Linked DNA regions of Homo sapiens: region 2 is linked to region 1. Evidence: chromatin contacts called from ENCODE Hi-C or POLR2A ChIA-PET data. All regions are on one chromosome and are shown on one strand. The core of a region is the stretch at or near the end of the contact, and the rest is flanking DNA. Distances in the headings are between cores, read along the strand shown.

Region 1 (6,446 bases), core at 633-3,132:
GTGAGCCGAGTTCACGCCACTGCACTCCAGTCTGGGTGATAGAGTGAGACTCCATCTCAAAAAAAAAAAAAAAAAAAGAACAAATTTTTAACAGTGAATATGTATTTTATAGAAGACCCTTTTTACAACTTTAAGGAAAGTTATTGGTTGTTCAAAATCATATATTTAAATCATATATTTAAAATATATGATATTTTGAAGACAATATATTAAGTTCCCATGGGCAATGTATTACCACCTGAAGTTGCTGGGTATAAGTTGCACTTCAGTTTTGAAGGACATCTGGGTTGTTTCCAGTTTTGGGTTATTAAGATAAGGTTGCCAAAGACATTCATATACAGGTTTTTGTGTGTACTTGTCTTTATTTTTCTGGGATAAGTGTGCACAAGTCAACTGTTGGATCATATATTTTTAAATATATTACTGAATTCTATATGCTAATATTTATTAAAGGATTTTGTGTGTATGTTTATGAGGGATATTAATCTGTCTTCATCTGGTTTTTGTTTCAGGGTACTACTAGTTTCATAAAATGAATTGGGAAGTGTTCCTTCCTCTTGTGCTTTTTGGGAGATATCGTGGAATTGGTGTTAATTCTCCTTTAAATATTTGATAGAATCCTCTAATGAAATCATCTAGGCCTAGATATTTATTTTTGGGGAGTTTTAAAATTATGAGTTCAAGTTCCTTAATAGTTATACAGTTGCTCACATTATCTCTTTCATATTTGGTGAATTTCAGTTGTTTTTGCTTTTTGAAGAATTGGTCCATTTTGTCTAAGTTGTGAAATTTACGTGCGTGTGATTTTTCATAACATTTCCTTATCCTTTTGATGTCTTAGGGTCTGTAGTGATATTCCTGGTTTCATTTCTGATATTCATAATTTGTGTCTTCTCTGTTTTTTCTTTGTCAATCTACTGAGAGTTTTGTCAATTTTATTGATCTTTTCATTGATTTTCTCTACTATTTTTCTATTTTCAATTTATCGATTTCCATATTATTTCCTTTTTCTGCTTGATTTGGGTTTATTTTGCTTTTCTTTTTCTAGGCTTTTTAGGTATAAGCCTAGATTATTGCTTTGAGACTTTTTCTTTTTTCTCATGTATGCATTTTTAGTGCTATAAATTTTCCTCTCAGCACTGCTCTATCTTTAACCCATACATTTTGACATGTTATAGTTTGTCCAAAAAAAAATTGCATCAGAGTTAAACGTGTAAGGGAGAGTTTATTTAAGATTATAGCAACAGGGGAGAGAGATTGAACTCAACTCCAAATACCACACTGGCAGCTGGAGATTTATAACCAACAGAGGGGGTGAGGGTTCAGTAGATGGAAAATTACCAAAAAAATCTTGGCTGGGTATCAAGGATGGCGGAGGTGGGGGTGGGGGATTAAAAAAAAACCACAATCACGGGTTTTTGTGTGGTGTTTGGCTGGAGTAGTATAGTTATTGTCTAAAGGTTTTCTTTCTCGCTAGGCTGTCCTTTTCCTGGTCCTTTGGCTAATGAGAGCAGGCTTTTGTTAGGTTTTGTTTTTTTGTTTTGTTTTGTTGTTGTTTTTGTCTGTGGTTATTGGCATTTCCAGGCTACTGGCTTGTCTGGGACACATTAGGCAAAAAGAAACCTGGGACTCACCTCTGTGAGATTCTTTGGGTCCCACGGTCCCTAGCCAGTCTGCCGTATTTTCTCCACCTTTCCGAGTCTCTTACACTTGCCCAGGGTTTTAGTTGTATCTTGGGACAGGGATAGGGAACGTGTTTACACAACCTTCCTGGAAGCAGAAGTCTCCTTATTGGCAGCTTTAATCGAACAAAATACTTGATAGCACAGGGGTAGTTTTGAGAAACCCTCCAGTGCATATTTTGTTCCCAGCACCTCTTGCTACTTAGAGACTGCCTGCCCAGTAGGGCTGAGGCCTCTATTACTTCAGAGGGAGAGGGAGTTACAGCTGAGAATAAAGGAATCAGTGTTCAGCTCTGGCTTTCAACTAGAACTTGTGAAAGGGCACAGCAGAAACAAGAAAAGTATCGGCATGAGAGATCAAAAAGTGTTTTGTTTTGTTAATTTTTGAATTTCAGAAGCTTCCTTTTAAATATCAAGACTCAAAGCCTTGTATTTTTAGAGTTTAACATTATAAAGGAAGCCATTGAGTAGAGAGGATGCAAGAGACCCACTTCACAGGAGGGAGAGGGTACCTCCTTGGCTTGGAAGAGGTGCTGAGGGGGAGAGCATGAGAGCAGAACCAAGAGCTGAGCACACTTTGAAAGAGTCTTTGAAAGGCTCTGACTTCCTCTGGCCCCTCTGGGTTAGAAACTCAGAGCGTGGGTGGAAAGCCAGAGGAGGGGAATGCCAGCGCCCCACAGGCTGGGTCGCAGTCTCCAGGAGTGCCATGCCGAGGGGGCCGAGCTCTCCAAGGAGCCTGAGAGGGGGCTGGAAGCTCCTGTGGTCCTGGGGTCCTGCACTCCCCTGGTATGGAAACCAAGGCTGCCCATGTTTTCTGGGTTCTCACTGGTTCATGGAGGAGAGCTGTGAGATGGACAGCCAAAAGCCAGGTGCACAGGGAGGGTGCCATTGAGCTTCAGGAGGTAACAGTGTCGCCAGAGCCAGCACCAGGGCCCAGTTGGCAGAGGACATATGCCAGATGCTGGCCGTGCTGAGAGCACAGAACGCACCGCAGTCCTTCATGAACACTTCACCAACAGAGCAGACAGGGCAAGGACATGGGCAGCCGAGGCCCACAAGGACAGGGTGGCCACAGCTGGGGACACAGGACCCTCTCTTCAGGTGCCGGGGGGTATGTAGGCTCCCAGCATCATCCACCACCCCAGACACCACCTTGGGAAGCAGAAGTGTGAGTGGAAGGAGAAGGACAGAGAGGGGAGAGCAGCTGGGCTCTGAATCCACCAGCTGTGAATGCCACACTGACCAAGTGCTTTCCCCACATGTCTAAACTGGAGGTTAAAATACCACAATCCATGTGTTCAGGCAGACTTTCAGTTGCAGATCACACAAAACCAAACTCAGCTGACCTAAACAATTAAGGGTATGTCTCAGCTTACCTGACCTAGAAGGCCGAAGAAGGGCTAGCTTCAGGCAAGGTCTGATCTGGCAGCCTACATTATATGGGCACACCCAGCTTCTCTCTGCCCTTTCCTCAGCCTCTTTCTTGCATAGCCTCCCCACGGGTCCCAGCAGGCCTGGGCGGTGCTTGCTGGGTTTCTCTCCAGTGGGGATGCAGAGCGCCTCATGCAGCTTCACAGAAGGATGAAGAAGTGCGTCTCACAGATGCCTTGGCAAGTGTCTCCCTGTGTCTCCACGGCCTGACGATGAAGTCTGCTGGTTGGCTTAAAGGAGGGGGGTGGTGGGCACCGTCATGAAGATCCGAGTGCCATTTTCTAAACAAAATGGAAAAGAAAGTATTGTGTGGCCCCAAATAGCTGTGTCCTCCACAAGTGGCAATTTTTTTTTTTCCCCGAGACAGAATCTCACTCTGTCATCCAGGCTGGAGTGCAGTGGCGTCATCTTGGCCCACTGCAACCTCCACCTCCCTGATTCAAGCAATGCTCATGCCTCAGCCTCCTGAGTAGCTGGGATTACAGATGTACAACCACCATACCTGGCTAATTTTTGTATTTTTAGTAGAGATGGGGCTCTGCCATGGTGGCCAGGCTGGTCTTGAACTCCTGGCCTCAAGTGATCCATTCACCTTGGTCTCCCAAAGTGCTGGAATTACAGGCATGAGCCACTGCGTCCAGCCCAAGTGGCAAATTATTTTATTCCTACAGTCAGCAGAAATAAGAGTTACAAATTTTAAACCTATTCCATGCATCAATTTAACAAATCCTGGCCAGGCACGGTGGCTCACACCTGTAATCCCAGCACTTTGGGAGGCTGAGGCGGGTGGATCATAAGTTCAGGAGTTCGAGACCAGCCTGACCAACAAGGTGAAACCCCCGTCTCTACTAAAAAGAGAAAAATTAGCCAGGTGTGGTGGCGCACGCCTGTAATCCCAGCTACTCAGGAGACCGAGGCAGGACAATCACTTGAACTGGCAGGCAGAGGTTGTAGTGAGCCAAGATTGTGCCACTGCACTGTAGTCTGGGCGACAGAGTGAGACTCTGTCTCAAAAAAATAAATAAATAAATAAATAATCCCTTTGAATGTACCCAACAAAAGGTGAAAGAGCTATTTATTACTTACCTTTTGAGTTCTAATAGGAAGTGTTCTATTCTGTTTTCCAGAACCCCAGCCACTCGTAAGTTGTTATTTCCTGGAGAGTCTTATAAAATTTTCTTCAGGGCACTGACTTGCACCCCCAGATGGAGAGCTCTGCCTTTCTTTCCTGATGTAGTCTTTAGGCTCTGTTTTCATTAGGACCCACATAAATGATATAAGTGCTATTCTGAAGTAATTCTAATCAAGGCCTTTACGTTGTTGCCATGTTATTTTTCTGCTTTCCTGATGAATATTCCTCCCATATAATTTAAATATCTATCAAAAGATTTATTAGCAAGGTGTTCATATACCACATAATTACTGCTAAATCTGCACTATTTGAAACCCAAATGAACTTTTAAAATCTTTATACTTTATTATTTTGAGTGATTTAATATTTTCCTATTTCTATCTAGAGTAAACTGAGCCATCCCCTCATTCCATGCATCACCTCACAGTGGGAAGAGGAGCGTTCTGGTACTTTCTGTGCATTGCCTCTTGACAGGGACATATGCAGAGCAGGTTCCACTGTGTGCAGCGCACATTGCTATTTTCTCTTCTATTCAGTTCACCTTTGAAAGTGCTGTTTGTGACCCACTAAGGAACTGGGACCTGCAGTTTAAAATGGATTATCAGGGCCAAAGGCTGGCAGGTGGAGGAGCCTGGCCTCCCTTTGAGTCACGCTGCCCAGCACAGTGACCACAGCCTTGCTGACCCCAGGGGAGCTGCGGGCCCCAAGCTCCGGCCAGCCCTGCTTGGCAGAGGCTCACGCTTCCCCCTGGGGGCCTGGCCCGTTTCCGTGGCTCCTCCCTCTCCCCACTCTGCCCTGCTGGTGACCCAGTGTGGCTCTGCCCTTCCCCTCTGACCCTGCGGCTTGTCCCCTTCCCAGAGGAGGGGCTCCTCTCCCTCTGCCCATTTGTTGTGGTCAAGGGTGCTCATCCTTGCTCCTCGGAGTCCACTGCATGAGCATCTCCTTTCCCGGCAGCTTCCATGCCTGCGCACATGCTCACCAGTCTCAACCCTCTTCATTCAGCTTTCCTTCAGGAATATCAGGAAAAAAAAAAAAGGCACAGTGATTTCACCTTTTTCTTTTCTTTTCTTTTCTTTTTTTTTGAGACAGAGTCTCACTCTGTTGCCCAGGCTGGAGTGCAGTGGCACATTCTTGGCTCACTGTAACCTCTGCCTCCCGGGTTCAGAGTAGCTCAGCCTCCCGAGTAGCTGGGATTACAGACATGCACCACCACACCTGGCTAATTTTTGTATTTTTACTAGAGACCAGCTTTCATCTTATTGGCCAGGCTGGTCTCGAACTGCTGACCTCAAATGATCCGCCCACCTCAACCTCTCAAAGTGCTGGGATTACAGGTATGAGCCACCGTGCCTGGCTGATTTCACCATTTTTAAGCCAGATCTTTGGCTTCTCCTCTGAGCTACCCTGTGGGGGTGGCGATTCCTCAGCTCAACTGGTCACACAGGCTGGAGCCCAGGGGTCCGGGCTGGGCACCAAAGCCTTTGGGCCTCCTGGTATAGCTGTCCCCACCCTTGTTGCCTGCACATCTTGGTGCCAGCCTTCCAGCTCCCCACCCACCTTCCTGCTCTCATCCCTCCAGCCGGGAGAGTCAGAAATGCAAGCCCAGCTCCACAGCTCCAATCCCTAAAGTCTCCAGTGGCTCCCAGAGCTCTTGGGGTAACTAATGTCTGGTCTCCTCACCTAGCTCTTAGGGCTTTGGGTGGTCTGACCCCACCTGCTTCTCCAACCCCATTTCCTGTCACTCTCCATTCATCATCATTCATTCAACAGATGTTTTCTGAACACCTGTGTGCCAGGATGTTCAGGGTGCTTGCACTGTATGGGTCAAAACTCTATCCTGGCTGGGCACAGTGGCTCATGCCTATAATCCCAGCACTTTGGGAGGCTGAGGTGGGCGGATCACAAGGTCAGGAGTTGGAGACCAACCTGGCCAACATGATGAAACCTTGTCTGTACCAAAAATACAAGAATTAGCTGGGCGTGGTGGCGTACACCTATAATCCCAGCTACTCGGGAGGCTGAGGCAGGAGAATCATTTGAACCCAGGAGGAGGAGGTTGCAGTGAGCCAAGATCACACCACTGCACTCCAGCCTGGGTTACAGAGTAAGACTCTGTTCCCCCACCGACCCGCCCCCCGACCGAAGAAACACCTCTGCTCTATGGAGTCTTGGAGATAGAGGGCATGAGACAGCCAATACGC
Region 2 (5,765 bases), core at 1,907-4,406, 360 kb before region 1:
CTGTTGTAAGATGTCTTACACCATGCCCTGCTGACATGAGTGACCTGTCCCCATTTCATGGAAAGTGAATGAGGCTAAGTCACATGCCCAAGGTCACACAGCTGGTGTAAACTGTGGAATCAGGGACTGAAGACAGATGTGGGGGTCTTGAGATTCTCCCCAAACCACTTTTGTGCCCAGGTGTGGCAAGGTCAGGTTACACAGACCTACTCCATAGGCGACAAGGCTATAACAAATGATTTTCCAGAAACATTTTTCATTTTGGGCTCTCGTCACTGAATGCATGAACTTCTTTGTTATTATTATTGTTACTGTTTATTTTCTTTCTAAAAGCTCAATTCCACAAGATGCATGAACTTCTTTAGCATAAGCTGTAACCTTGACTTGGAGTCTGTGACCAAGGCTGTCAGATGCTGGCACTGGCCAGGGACCCATACCCAAGAAACAGCCGACTCTCACACTCCAACACTTACCACAACAGAGTCATTGTGAGTCAGATCAACCACCACAGGCTCTAAAGATTCACAAGTGAGGTCCACAATTTCATCTCCAGCTTCAAAAGAAAGTATTTCAACAAGCATTAAGATTAAGAGGAAAGTAAGGTTGTATCCCTCTACACTTTAGTATGACTGCTAATGTTATAGGCTTACCCCAAACTAAAACAATCCTGAAGTATACACTGCAAAGAGCACCAGGACCAACACCTCCCTCAGGAGGGAAAGCCAGTAACCACCCTTCCAGAATTCTGCTCTGAGTGGGGAGGTATGGTTTTTACAAATGTACCTGGGGGGTTATGTATGTGTGCGCATGTGCATACCTCTATTCCACGGCATCCCACTTCCACACGGCTATGCCTCTGTGCCCCATCTGGGAGAACGCACCATGCATGCCCAGCCCCAGGCCTTTCTCTTTGGGATGGACTAGCCTGAAACCTCTGCTCCTCCCAGCAGGTGAAGCTGACCACTCTCACTTGGCCCAAGGACCAAAAGTCAGGCTTAGCTTAGTAACTTCATCGGTTAATCTAGGGCAAATTCTTTTTTTTTTTTTTTTTTTTTGAGACAGAGTCTCGCTCTGTCGCCAAGGCTGGAGTGCAGTGGTGCGATCTTGGCTCACTGCAACCTCCGCCTCCTGGGTTCAAGCAATTCTCTGTCTCAGCCTCCCGAGTAGTTGGGATTACAGGCGCCTGGCAGCATGCCTGGCTAATTTTGTTTGTATTTTTAGTAGAGATGGGGTTTCACCATCTTGGCCAGGCTGGTCTTGAACTCCTGACCTTGTGATCCACCCACTTCAGTCTTCCAAAGTGTTGGGATTACAGGCGTGAGCCACCGTGCCCGGCCAAGGACAAACTTTTAATTTCCATTTATCTCTCAAGTTTGTCTCCCTAGTTGGATGGAGAATAACAGTGATATATACTGATAGCTAGAACCTCAACATACAAAATGGGTTGCATCTGTTGTGAAGCTTGCCTTTCAGCCCTTAGGGTATACTGTGATGTCTACATGTGCACAGGATAAAGGTGAGAAGGACATGGACCAAACAGTTAACGTACAACTTCCATTTATATAAAGTAAAAAATGACGCACAACCATTTTTATTTCTGATTACTATTAATATTAATATTAAAAAGCACGGAATGGGCCAGGCACAGTGGTTCACACCTGTAATCCCAGCACTTTGGGAGGCTGAGGTGGGCGGATCACCTGAGGTTGAGAGTTCGAGACCAGCCTGACCAACATGGAGAAACTCCGTTTCTACTAAAAATACAAAATTAGCGAGGTGTGGTGGCACATGCCTGTAATCCCAGCTACTCGGGAGGCTGAGGCAGGAGAATTGCTTGAACCCCGGGATGCAAAGATCACGCCACTGCACCCCAGCCTGGGCAACAAGAGCAAAACTCCATCTCAAAAACAAACAAACAACAACAACAACAAAACACTAAATGAAGTTTTTTAAGAAACAGTATTGGTCTAATATTTGGGGAAAGTGTCTTGTAATGCATTTAACTTTTTTTTTTTGAGACAGAGTCTCGCTCTGTCGTCCAGGCAGGAGTGCAGTGGCACGATCTCGGCTCACTGCAACCTCTGCCTCCCAGGTGCAAGTGATTCTCCTGCATCAACCTCCCAAGTAGCTGGGATTACAGGCGCCCGCCACCACGCCCGTCTAATTTTTGCATTTTTAGTAGAGATGGGGTTTCGCCATGTTGGCCAGGCTGGTCTTGAACTCCTGACCTCAGGTGATCTGCACGCCTCGGCCTCCCAAAGTGCTGGGATTATAGGAGCCAGCCATGGCGCCCAACCCAACGTAACTTCTTTTATTTATTTTTTAGGTGGGGTCTTGCTGTTGCCCAGGCTAGAGTGCAGTGGCACGATCACGGCTCACTGCAGCCTCAATGTTCCAGGCTCAAGTGATCCTCCTACCTCAGCCTCCCACACTTGGCTAATTTTTTTATTTATAGAGACAGGGTCTCACTATGTTGTCCAGGCTGGTCTGGTACTCCTGGGCTCAAGCAATCTGGCTGGCCTGTTTTATTTTCTTGTATCATAAAGTTTCACAAGAATAAAAACCGTGATAATCTTACATATACAATATAATTTATATAAAATTATTGCATTCTTTATTAAAAAGAAGGGCTGTCCAACAGTCCATATACTGATATACAACAATTTATTGAACCATTCTCTTTCTGGTGAACACAATTCTGGGCTCTTACAAAAACAGTGCTCTAGGCCAGGCGGGTGGCTCAGGCCTGTAATCCCAGCACTTTGGGAGGCCAAGGCAGGTGGATAATCTGAGGTCAGGAGTTCGAGATCAGCCTGACTGACATGGTGAAACCCCGTCTCTACTAAAAATACAAAAAAAATTTAGCCGGGTGTGGTGGTGGGCGCCTATGATCCCAGCTACTTGGGAAGCTGAGGCAGGAGACTTGCTTAAACCTGGGAGGCAGAGGTTGCAGTGAGCCGAGATCACGCGATTGCACTCCAACCTGGCTGACAGAACGAAACTCTGCCTCAAACAGAAACAAAAACAAAACAGTGCTCTAATGGGCAGCCCTAAGTACACACAGGGGTAAGACTGCCTAGAGGATGACAAGTGCCATGACGGAAAGCAGTTCGTTCCTTTTTGGTCTAGAGCCAGGATCCTAGCCTCAAGTCAAGGCTTTCAAGAACTCATTTGTAGAAGTGAAACTCAGAGACCATATAGAGAACTTCATTTCTCCTGGGGGGCCCATGAAATTTATCTTGCACTAAGTTTCTTCTGTTTAAAACGCGAGTTTGCATGGCCGGGTGCAGTGGCTCACGCCTGTAATACCAGCACTTTGGGAGGCCGAGACGGGTGGATCACAAGGTCAGGAGATCGAGACCATCCTGGCTAACATGGTGAAACCCTGTCTCTATTAAAAATACAAAAAATTAGCCGGGTGTGGTGGCGGGTGCCTATAGTCCCAGCTACTTGGGAGGCTGAGGCAGGAGAATGGCGTGAACCCAGGATGTGGAGCTTGCAGTGAGCCGAGACTGCACCACTACACTCTAGCTTGGGCGACAGAGCAAGACTCTATCTCAAAAATAAATAAGTAAAAATAAAATGCCAGTTTGCAGGTATCCTAGTTATAAAAACAATATATGCAGAGCAAAGGGACTTAGGCCAGCCATCAACCACTTCTTGAGCAGGCAGAAGGGGAAATCCAATCTGGCCTCTGCCTATACCAAGCTCCAACACAGGGAGCTCTGTGGACAAGTTTGCCTTCTTGGGTGATTTCATGTCCTAATGAAAAACAGAAGAGGAAAGCGAAGTACTTTACAAGGTCCAGCAATTGGGGATGCAGTTTCAGATAGAAAAGGTGGGCTATCTCATTTGCGCTAGATTTTTTTTTAAATGGATCCTACCCCACTGCTGCACATTACCAGAGTTGAACAGTTAGCCCAGTTGAGAAGCTATTTCAGAATCTGTGAAGCTTTGAGTTGTACATGGTGAGTGTGAGACTGCATAGGCCTTCTAAAGACACTGAAAGCACCTTCTACTAGCTCACCCTGGTACAGTGTTCTCTCTCCACTTTAACACCCCACAGTTGTAGTGTCCCTGGCAATCTTACCAGTTTCCACGAGTTCTATGGGTTCTGCTTCCAAGGAGATCTCGGGGGTGGAGGTTGCTTCCCGAGTTCGCTTCTGAGCTTGTCTAGAATTTATTGCTCCACCACGACGCTTTCTCTGAGTAGCAAGGGGGAAAGAAGAGTCACATGAACACCAGAATGTCAGGGTTTCAGGAAGAACTAAATGGGCAATAGAAATGGTTCACTTCATTAAGAAGCCAGCGAGTAGACTTGAAGTTAGGGCTCCTTTCAAAACTTGAGATTCAAGAATACTGAATGCTTACGGAGAGAGAAACCATCCAAAACATAAAATGAGTAGAAATTCCAGAAAGTAAAACTTCTGTTTTATCAAACTATCAGCAGGTCGGCTGGGCATGGTGGCTCACACCTGTAATCCCAGCACTTTCGGAGGCTGAGGTGGGCGAATCATGAGGTGAGGAGTTCAAGGTCAGCCTGGCCAACATGGTGAAGCCTCATCACTACTGAAAATACAAAAGTTAGCTGGGCGTGGTGGCAGGCACCTGTAATCCCAGCTACTCCAGAGGCTGAGGCAGGAGAATCACTTGAACCTGGGAGGCAGAGGTTGCAGTGAGGCGAGATCGCGTCACTGTACTCTAGCCCGGGTGACAGTGTGAGACTCCATCTCAAAAAAACTATCAGCAGGTCAAAAGGGACACGATGCATCCCTTTACAAAAGCTTGAGGCCAAGTCAGGATTTGGACTTGGTAGTGGATGCCCTGGCCAAAAGGCTGGAAACTCTTCCCTTTAACCAAAAGTTATCAATTTCTCTTCCTTGACTTTGTGTTCAGCCTTTCTGAGCCCTTTTTGTTTCTTAGCATAAAGAACTTGGAGTTTTCTGAGTTTCTATACATTGTGGAAAGCTTATCTTCCCCTGGGAAATGTGGCCTTGAACCTTTCAGGGCACTATCAACTGTGATTCACACCAGACAATCACTCCCCACAAAGAACTCAAAGAACCAAAGCTGTTTTAAGCCTGTTCCCAGTGGCTACCCAAGAGCCATGTCTTCCGGAAAGTTCAGGCTCTCAGCTGGTTGATAAGCAACTGACACTCTGACCAGCCTTTCTTCCAAATCCTTAGGCTGCTGGTTTGCCAATATGCTCCAGCATTTCTGGTCTGCCTGGTCCCAAAAGACAAGCTGAGAATATCCTCCACCTTAATCAAGAGACAGAGCTGGCCAGGCGCAGTGGCTCAGGCCTGTAATCCCAGCACTTTGGGAGGCAGAGGCAGGCGGATCACCAGAGGTCAGGAGTTCAAGATCAGCCTGGGCAACACGGTGAAACCCGTCTCTACTAAAAATACAAAATTAGCTGGGCGTGGTGGCACATGCCTGTAATCCCAGCTACTCGGGAGGCTGAGGCAGGAGAATCACTTGAACCTGGGAGGTGGAGGATGCGGTGAGCCGAGATTGTGCCATTGCACTCCAGCCTGGGCAACAAGAGTAAATCTCCATCTCACCCCCCCCCAAAAAAAAAAGAGCTTCCCAACAGAGCCTGTCACCTTGTATTCCCACTGGTGTTTCCGTGCTCTTCTCCCTGTGCCCTGTCCTGCTATCCTTTGCACTGGACAACCTGGGACAAGTACTGCACTACTAAGTCTCAAGTTCCTCACCAGTACCAGCCTTGCAGAGCTGTTATAAGGTCTAAATGAGATCATGTA

What was found. Hi-C counts contacts between places; a loop is a spot of excess contacts on that map. ChIA-PET counts read pairs that join two places held with the same protein, here RNA polymerase II (POLR2A). Pooled maps may share reads with other maps.
Region 2: a loop to region 1 is called in a pooled map, with 2.9 times the contacts of the local background. The contact joins two enhancer-like sites. A Hi-C loop is called at or near these places in 1 of 50 pooled maps. POLR2A ChIA-PET finds 5 or more read pairs at or near these places in 2 of 52 experiments (K562 and activated CD4-positive, alpha-beta T cell).

The regions. Positions count from the first base shown.
Region 1 is chr4:2,137,775-2,144,220 of GRCh38, reverse strand. The region is part of intron 16 of POLN (DNA polymerase nu); the gene reads left to right. Among named protein-coding and RNA genes, the nearest start is that of NAT8L, 82 kb to the right of the region's middle. RefSeq lists enhancers at 1,653-2,174, 2,430-2,509. Within about 2 kb of position 1,882, at least 3 of the 41 ENCODE cell types and tissues checked have a DNase peak (open chromatin) inside an H3K27ac peak, as active enhancers do.
Region 2 is chr4:2,495,447-2,501,211 of GRCh38, reverse strand. It overlaps RNF4 (ring finger protein 4), which reads right to left. Exons shown (of 8, transcript NM_002938.5): 3 at 4,091-4,205; 4 at 474-553. Among named protein-coding and RNA genes, the nearest start is that of RNF4, 29 kb to the right of the region's middle. Within about 2 kb of position 3,156, at least 2 of the 41 ENCODE cell types and tissues checked have a DNase peak (open chromatin) inside an H3K27ac peak, as active enhancers do.